Regions from separate parts of the Homo sapiens genome. Here all the other regions are linked to region 2. Evidence: chromatin contacts called from ENCODE Hi-C or POLR2A ChIA-PET data. All regions are on one chromosome and are shown on one strand. The core of a region is the stretch at or near the end of the contact, and the rest is flanking DNA. Distances in the headings are between cores, read along the strand shown.

Region 1 (2,700 bases), core at 151-2,650, 280 kb after region 2:
ACGGAAAATGGAATGGCACAGAAACTGGAGTCTTATGGGCACTTATCCCACTAGTTGGGGTGGGAAATTAAAGGCTGTGTGTAAGGTGGGCACAGATCTAACAGAATGTGGATTGGGATATGCAGGGGAGGGTGGAGTGGGGGAAGACAGACTCCATTTGGACTTGGTGAGTTATAGGTGCAGCACCAGCATAATGCGCATGGAAGTCCTGGAATCATTTACCAAGAAGGTCCTGAACACAGGTGAGGGACATCCCCTTCTTCCCTGTTCCCTAAGGCGCCTAGACTTTGGAGTCAGTCAGTCTTGGGTTCCAGCCTCCCGCTAGGACGCAATTTCTTGAGAGCAGGATTCGATCTGTTGTTCACGGCTAGATCCTAAGCGCCTAGAATAGTTTCTGGCACACAGTAGGCACTCAATAAACATTTGCAGAATGAATCAATGAATGAATGGTCACGCTCCATTCCTCGGCTGTAAACACAATGAAATCACCTAGCCGCAAACTTGGCGCACAGTAGGCGCTCAACAAGTTGTATTTTTCCCTTCCCTTGCAGTAGACCGCGGTCCCCAGGCGACCGCGAAAGAAAAAAAGGGGTTTCTCTACCTCGCGTGGTCTGCACCTCGCTTCGCCCCCGCAGCCCTCGCTGGGTCGCAGGGAGCACGTGGGCCAGGCAGGCTGGGTGGGAGTGGAGTGGAGTGGAGGGGAGGGGGCGGCGGCCAGCGGCTCGCGCGGAGCCGGTCTCCCGGGCTTACGTAAGGCGCGAGTCCCGCGCGGCCGGCCGGGGCTCCGCGACTGGGCGGGCGGAGGCGGCGCCGCCCTGCAGGATCCGGGCTGGAAGCCTCTCGGAGTGCTGCCTCCAGCCAAGGTGTGTGTTTATTTGATTGCTTTTGGTGGCGAGGCGCGGGGCTCGGGCTCGTCGCGCGCCCCATGGCCGGGGAGCGCATCCGCCAACCCCGGGCGGAGGTGGGCCCCTCCGAGCGCGCGCGGGCGGCGGGCAGCGGCGGCAGCTGAGACTCCGGGGGATGTGACAGCCGCCGGGGAGGGGACGAGACGCAGACCACACGTTGCCCACGTGCGAGGACCGGGCAGGGGCTCAGCCCCTAGGCCGCCCGGTGCGTGGGGCGGCGGGGGCTGGCTTTGAGTCACCCCCGCTTGTGCCAGCTTCCCCGGCTCGGCGGAGACTGGCTTGGGGATGCCTGGCCGCCCGGCCCCCTTCTCGGACGCGGCGTGGGGAGCGAGCTGGAGTTAAGGATGAAGGTGGGACTGGCCGGGCCGACCTCTGACCCCTGGAGGCCGAGTCGGCAGGGCGGGGCACGGCGCGCTTCAGCAGCTTTGCGTGGGGGCGAGGAGGTGGAGGAGGGCGAGGAGGTGGAGAAGGGCGGGGAGGTGTAGCGTGGCGCTCAGTCCGCCTGCTACTCGGTCCCGGCGCTGGGCTGAGGGGAGGGGTTGTCTTAAAAGTCTCTCCTTCCCCCTGTAGGGGCGGCCGGCGAGTCCCAGTGAGAGCGGAGGGTGCCAGAGGTAGGGGGCCGAGAAACAAAGTTCCCGGGGCTTCCTCCGGGGCCGCGGTCGGGGCTGCGCGTTTGACCGCCCCCCTCCTCGCGAAGGCAATGGCTTCCAAACTCCTGCGCGCGGTCATCCTCGGGCCGCCCGGCTCGGGCAAGGGCACCGTGTGCCAGAGGATCGCCCAGAACTTTGGTCTCCAGCATCTCTCCAGCGGCCACTTCTTGCGGGAGAACATCAAGGCCAGCACCGGTGAGGGGCTGCGGGGACGAGGGCCGGGGGCGAGCCGCGTTGGGCTGGGGTGAGGCCCTGGAGGGACTGGGGCTCCCGGATCACGGCGCCCTTCCCCCGCCCGCGTGTGGTCGTGCAGGCTCGTACGTGCCGGGGCGCATGCAGCTGGCGGCCGCGCGGCTTAACCGCGCCTGGGGAGGAGGCCGAGGCTCCAGGGGCGGCCGGTGGGAGGTGCCCACGGCTCCTCTCCACCGCTCCTCCTGTCGCGAGGAATAGCCCGAGCCACCCGGCCGAGGGAACGAGAACTAGGCAGGGAAAACCCGGAGCTTCCGTCTCACGCTGCCCTCCTTAAGGCAGAGCCGTCCCCGTACCCCTTAGCCCTGGCCCCCTCCCCCGAGTCCCTAGAGAGCCGCGCGCCCCCTCCCGCGGGAGCCCAGAGGCGGAGCGCCGCCCACCTGTGGCAGTCGGGCGGGGCCGCGCGCCGGGGAACCTGTGGCGCCGGGGGGCTCGCAGCCTCGCGCCTCTCCAGCCCCTCCACGCAGCCTCGGGCCTCGGGGCAGAGCCCTGGGTGGCTTTGAAAGGCCTGTCTGTTCGTTGTCGCCTTCTAAGGTAAACTCTCCCCAGCAACTCCCCCCCCTCCCGAAGCCGCCGGGCCTGGCCGTCAGGAGACTCGGAGGAGACTCGTTCTGATAAATTACATTTTGTAATGCAGCTTTCCTGGAAATGGCTTCTTGAGCTGCCTCCCTTGGCATGAGATGCCTCCTTTGGCTGGCGTGGTGAACTTGGGGATATATAGATCGCCTGATTTCTTAGTCTGACGGGGTTGAGTGCGTCCCTTTCCCCCTCTCCTCCCACTCCACGTTCACACCAGTTCCGAAAGAATTGGCGTTAAAAGGCGAGAGGTAGCGGTTGTGCTGCTGCGAGGCTCTTAACCCTTCTGGGATGGAGATGCTGGTAATTAGCAACTCCTT
Region 2 (2,700 bases), core at 54-2,553:
AGCTGATGCTCAGTCCCCTAAGGTTCTTACAAGGACTAAGACAGACCAAGATACAGGCACAGCATATAACACGGGGCCTAATATCCAGGATGCAGCATGTGACACGGGGCCTAATATCCAGGATGCAGCATATAACAGGGGGCCTAATACCCAGGATGCAGCATATAACACAGGGCCTAATACCCACGATGCAGCATATAACACGGGGCCTAATACCCAGGATGCAGCATATAACACGGGGCCTAATATCCAGGATGCAGCATATGACACGGGGCCTAATATCCAGGATGCAGCATATGACAGGGGGCCTAATATCCAGGATGCAGCATATGACACGGGGCCTAAAATCCAGGATGCAGCATATGACACGGGGCCTAATATCCAGGATGCAGCATATGACACGGGGCCTAATATCCAGGATGCAGCATATGACACGGGGCCTAATATCCAGGATGCAGCATATAACACGGGGCCTGATATCCAGGATGTGCTCCATCAACAGCACTTCTTCTTTTCTCCCTCCATTTCGCATCTTTCCATTAACATCCATCTGAGCTCTTCTACTTCTCCCTCTTCACTTTGTTTTTACTATATTTTTCTAATAAAATTAATGTAAGTTTTTTGTTTAAAAAAAAAGGAGGGGAGAATAAGAAAATTAAAACCACTCATAATGCCACCATAAATAAGTAGCTGTTAATATTTATTTTTCTAAGAGCATGTGTATATACATGCATACCTATTGATATTTTGAACAAAACTGGTCCCATTCTATAGGTAAAGTTTTATATCCTGCTTTTTCCCCTGACCTTTTTTCCAGGTCATTAAAAAATTCAGCAACCTGATTTTCTAATATTCTGCTTCTCAGGCAAATTGTGATTTATTTTCCTATTCTCCTATTATTGTATATTTAAGTTATTTTCAGAATTTTGACACTTTAATTACTACTGGAATGAATATTCTTATTCATAAACCATAACCTGCCTCTCACATTGTTTCTGGAAGATAGATTCATTCTCTAGATTCCTGAACAGAGGGATATATAAATATTTTCAAGGCTTTTAACAGGTTACCAAACTGTTTTCCAAAAGGTTATATCAGAAAGACAAGTTATTCTGAATACAAGAGAGTGACTGTCTGCCCTAAACCGTATCACCAGGCTCTTCCTCAGCACTGAGCGTTATCATTGTGACACAGTATCTGCCACATTTTGGCAGAATGTGGCCTTTCCTGGTGTTGGCTCCACTCACCTTAAGAGTGCTAGCTGTCTCACCAGCCGCTCTCTCTGCATGTTGTTGGCTGTGACTTCCCCTGACACAAACAGGTTTATTTTGGCAGAGTTCCCACTTCCTGCTTGTTTAGATTATGTCCTCAAGTGATACCAAAAAAGAGGAAGTGAGATTAAACACCCTTTCCTCTGTCCGAGAGTCACTGGGGTGTGCCTGACACCATATCGATGACTGCCACTGTGGCCGAGGCTCGCCTGAGGGCAACGTGGGGCTTCCTGCTTTGCACTTCAGCTCAGCAGAGAGGCCGTGCCAGAACCCTTGGGAGGAAACACTGACATTCGCTGGTTTTCTTTTCCTTCAAATCCACTAGCTTTGTGAATTAAATATTGATGCTGAGGTGTATTTGGGAGGGAAGCAAATCCTAAGGCAGATTCACATTTCTGAGACCAAAGAAAGGCACTGGAATGTATCGGTGTAACTTTAAAACACTGAGAATGCCTTGGTAATAGGAACTTTTTGGCTTCAATAAGAAAATCCTGTTTTCTCTTTAGGACAGGAACTCTGAAAATCATGTGCTGCAGAACGGAACTCAGCAATTCTCCCTCTCATCACCAGATCCAGACTTAAGAGCTTCTGGGACAAACTTACCATTTTCTTGTTGTCCTGCTTGTTAATGCTGACCACAGACTCCTTTATTACAATGTGAGTGATTTCAGGGAAGTAAGAAAAATTGTTCCACTCTTCCCGGATCTTGTTTTTCTCCTCATCCTTCTTGTGTTTATTTTCCAGTTTTTTCCGCTTCAGTTTATTTTTTTCCTTTTCAACAGAAACAACCTGATAAGATACATAAAAGGGACAGGGTTAAGTTGCTTTCTTCATTTTCTATTGGTAAAAGGTCAGTGCTGCTGGGAAACCTATGCAGGGCCTAGGTCCAAGGAAGAGAAAGCCAGCTCTTCTGGACTTGCAGGATTGGGGGAGTTGGCACCTGCAGGGTTAGGACCAAAGAACTGGGTTGTATCAGGGAATCCTGGGCTTTCATATCTGGAAGAGACCTTAATGAGCACACTGTCTAAACTATATAATACGCAATGTGCACGGAAACTCAGAAAGGGAAATCACTGCTCACTAGACATGCATCTACATTCAGGTCTCCTCACTTCCAGACTACTACACATGCTCTGACACAAACAGATAACATACTCTTCCCAGTTACCACTGAGCTGAACATGAGCTTTCTCCTATCACCAATCGTCTTGACTTTGTAACAGTACTCAAGTCGGGATTTTCCAGAGAAGACACGAATTTCATGCTTGAAATAATCTACACACTGAATAATATATATCTGCACAAGTGAAAATATTTTGTGTCGCATGAGCCCTGGAGACCAGAGATCTAGGTTAAGTTCCTGCCTCTGCCAATTACTTAACTAGTTACATCATCTCTTTGAGCCTCATTTTCCTTATTCATGAAATAG
Region 3 (2,700 bases), core at 74-2,573, 310 kb after region 2:
GAATTAGAAAGACTTGGGCCCTCATCCTTTACTCAGTGGCTTCCCGGCACTCCACACCACATCTCTAATACTGGGTATTTTCTCTGGTCACCTCTTCCTCAGATTGCATACTTCCCTGTAATTTTTCACTTCTGCGTTTCAGTCTTTCCTTGGAAAGGCTGCCCTTTCTGTATGACTTCATCCCATGTTGGACCCGACCCTCCTTCTTTCCTTCTCCCAAAGCACTACTCATACCTGTAATCCCAGCACTGTGGGAGGCCAAGGTGGGCAGATCGCTTGTGCTCAGGAGTTCGAGCCTGGGCGGCATGGTGGAACCTCATCTCTACAAAATACAAAAATAATTAGCCAGGCGTGGTAGCGCACGCCTGTAGCCACAGCTGCTTAGGAGACTGAGGTGGCAGGATCCCCTAAACCCGGGAAGCTGAGGATGCAGTGAGGCATAATTGTGCCACTGTACTCCAGTCTGGGTGACAAAGGGAGACCCTGTCTCAAAAAAAAAAAAATAGACTACTTAGCTGAGGTGGTTGTATTAAGGTTTGGGGTGATGGGGATTAGAGTCTGGCACAAGGAAGTTGACATGGCATGTTAGACACCGGTGTCCTAAAAACCTATCAGCCATTCCCCACACACCCCTTCAGCCACTGCCTGCCCCTCCCCTGGCTTAGGTTCAGCTCACTGATTTCTTGCTCTTTTCCCTTCTGGAGAGTCTGCTCTTTTTCTGTTCCTCAGCTTTCAATCCTCCAATACCAGAAGGATTTGGCTTTCTAATCCAGAATAGTTTCCCTCTTCACCCTCAACCCCCCAAATAAACCCTAGCCTTACCTTTATTGATCCAAAAACTCATTAGTTTTTCCTGAATGAAGGGCCCAGAGCAAAGCATAGGCAGATGTTTTGACACTCTAGTTGTTTTTTTTTTAACCTGATTAAATTTTTAGATGAAGTTTATTTTCCCCCAAGTCTCTCTAAGAATACAAGGAACTCGTTTTCTTAATTCAGAGACTGAGTTTTCTTAATTTTCTTTCTTAAATTCAGAGACCGAATTTCCCTTTGGCAAAGACAGATCCTCGAGTGTCAGGACTTATTATTATTTTTTTCTTGGCTACAATTTGCCTTCTTTTTTCTTTTAACATACCTCATTTACTCACTTAATTTAAAAAATACTGTTGGGATCCTTTGCTCCCTGAGCCTTTGTTTAAGTCACTGAGCTCAACAAGACCTGCCCTTGAGGTGTTCTCAGTTCACAAGGGGAAAGGGGAAAGGGACAGATGGTTGAACAAAGAATTACGGTGTGAGAGAAATTGCTTGAGGAAGTGAGCAAAGGCTTTGGACACAGGGTCTAGGGAGCTACTTGCTGTAGGGCATGTGTTAAGAGTTCAGGCTTTGGAACCACATTGACTGGGAAGCCAGCCAGGCAAGTTACTCAAACACTTTCTATTTCTTCAACCACAAACCAAGAATAATAATGGTACTACTTCATACGGTTGTTGTAAGAATTAATTGAGATAATACGTACAAGGGAGTATAGAAAGACTTGACCCAATATTTGCTTATTTATTTTTTCTTTTTAAAATTTTTATGGATATCTATTTTTAATGTGCTCCATGGTAGGAATTAGCTTAATCCTGCAATTAAGTGAAACACATTTTAAGAATGTATAATATTTTCTCTTTTTGTGTGCCACTTTTTATTTTAAACAACCAAAATAGTGGTCATGACCTTCATTTGACAACCCCTGGTCCAGTACTTCCTAAGTGTTTCATTACTGTTGCCACTGGTATCGTTGTTCTTGCTGGCTGTTGAAGGATGATTGTGTGTTGGCCCGCTCAGTGGACTGCTTGTCCTTGCTGATTGCTGAGGAGGTCCTGTCAGAAGAGTGTCCGCATCAGCTCTCCCTGTTCCCGTTTCCCTTCCGGAGGTTGCTGAGCAGCACACATTTTTGGAGCCCTTGCTGTAGTTCTCCAACAGGGCATTGCCAGAGTTACTACAGAGAGAGAGAGGGAAGACTCTCATGGGCAGCAGTAGCAATCCATCCTGTGTGAGCAGATGGCACTGGAGAATAGCAGCCTTGCTTCTGCTGAGCTGCAGCCAAGATCCTGTTCAGAGAGGCAGCCAACAAGGTGCATGGCACAGCCGGATAGATTCACACTCTGGGCCTTGTGCAATGGCAAGGAATTACTATTTGTGTTGCTTTAAAAGTGACATTCCTCCTTATCCTCTGAATGCGTCTAGTACTTGGGCTGTGCTCAGGTTACAGGGAGGCTGTTCTATGGTTTTTACAGAGTAAGAAAATCCAGAGGGCCCCTGAGATTTCCAATGTAATCCTACTCTGTAGGGCTGAAAGTGCCTGCTATGGTGGATACCAAGGCAGATTTCCAGAACATGAGCTTGAGGAGACGGTTAAACATTCTGGGTTTAAAACTCTTCTGTGATTTTGGCAAATCTTTCAGATTACTTGCCGTTTTCCTATTTGCTCCCTTGCCCAACTTCTGTTGCATTCATCCCAATCTGCTTTTCTCCTCCGCTGCTTATATAAAGCCGCGTGTGGTATTACACCAGATGTTCATGGTGTGTTTATGAATGCATGTGTTCCTATCCCGGGCCAAGAAAATACACTTGACATAGGACGTCCAAAATTTTTTGGCTTATGAAGCTCCAGTATCTTTTACTTTCACTACTTATTTAATTTTAAAAGAAGGTTAC

What was found. Hi-C counts contacts between places; a loop is a spot of excess contacts on that map. ChIA-PET counts read pairs that join two places held with the same protein, here RNA polymerase II (POLR2A). Pooled maps may share reads with other maps.
Region 1: a map with no recorded cell type shows a loop between it and region 2 (9-fold over the local background). The contact joins the promoter of AK4 here to the enhancer-like site in region 2. A Hi-C loop is called at or near these places in 4 of 37 single-sample maps with no recorded cell type and 5 of 50 pooled maps. POLR2A ChIA-PET finds 5 or more read pairs at or near these places in 1 of 52 experiments (common myeloid progenitor, CD34-positive).
Region 3: a pooled map shows a loop between it and region 2 (6-fold over the local background). The contact joins two enhancer-like sites. A Hi-C loop is called at or near these places in 3 of 37 single-sample maps with no recorded cell type and 5 of 50 pooled maps.

What each region holds. Positions count from the first base shown.
Region 1 is chr1:65,146,803-65,149,502 of GRCh38, forward strand. It overlaps AK4 (adenylate kinase 4), which reads left to right and starts at 1,401. Exons shown (of 5, transcript NM_013410.4): 1 at 1,401-1,750. The coding sequence starts at 1,606. RefSeq lists silencers at 568-807, 818-1,317, 1,698-1,997, 2,058-2,337 and enhancers at 1,931-2,649, 2,650-2,700.
Region 2 is chr1:64,862,913-64,865,612 of GRCh38, forward strand. It overlaps JAK1 (Janus kinase 1), which reads right to left. Exons shown (of 25, transcript NM_002227.4): 8 at 1,875-2,060. Among named protein-coding and RNA genes, the nearest start is that of JAK1, 100 kb to the right of the region's middle. Within about 2 kb of position 1,304, at least 27 of the 41 ENCODE cell types and tissues checked have a DNase peak (open chromatin) inside an H3K27ac peak, as active enhancers do.
Region 3 is chr1:65,173,373-65,176,072 of GRCh38, forward strand. All of the region lies in intron 1 of AK4 (adenylate kinase 4), which reads left to right. Among named protein-coding and RNA genes, the nearest start is that of AK4, 27 kb to the left of the region's middle. Within about 2 kb of position 1,324, at least 11 of the 41 ENCODE cell types and tissues checked have a DNase peak (open chromatin) inside an H3K27ac peak, as active enhancers do.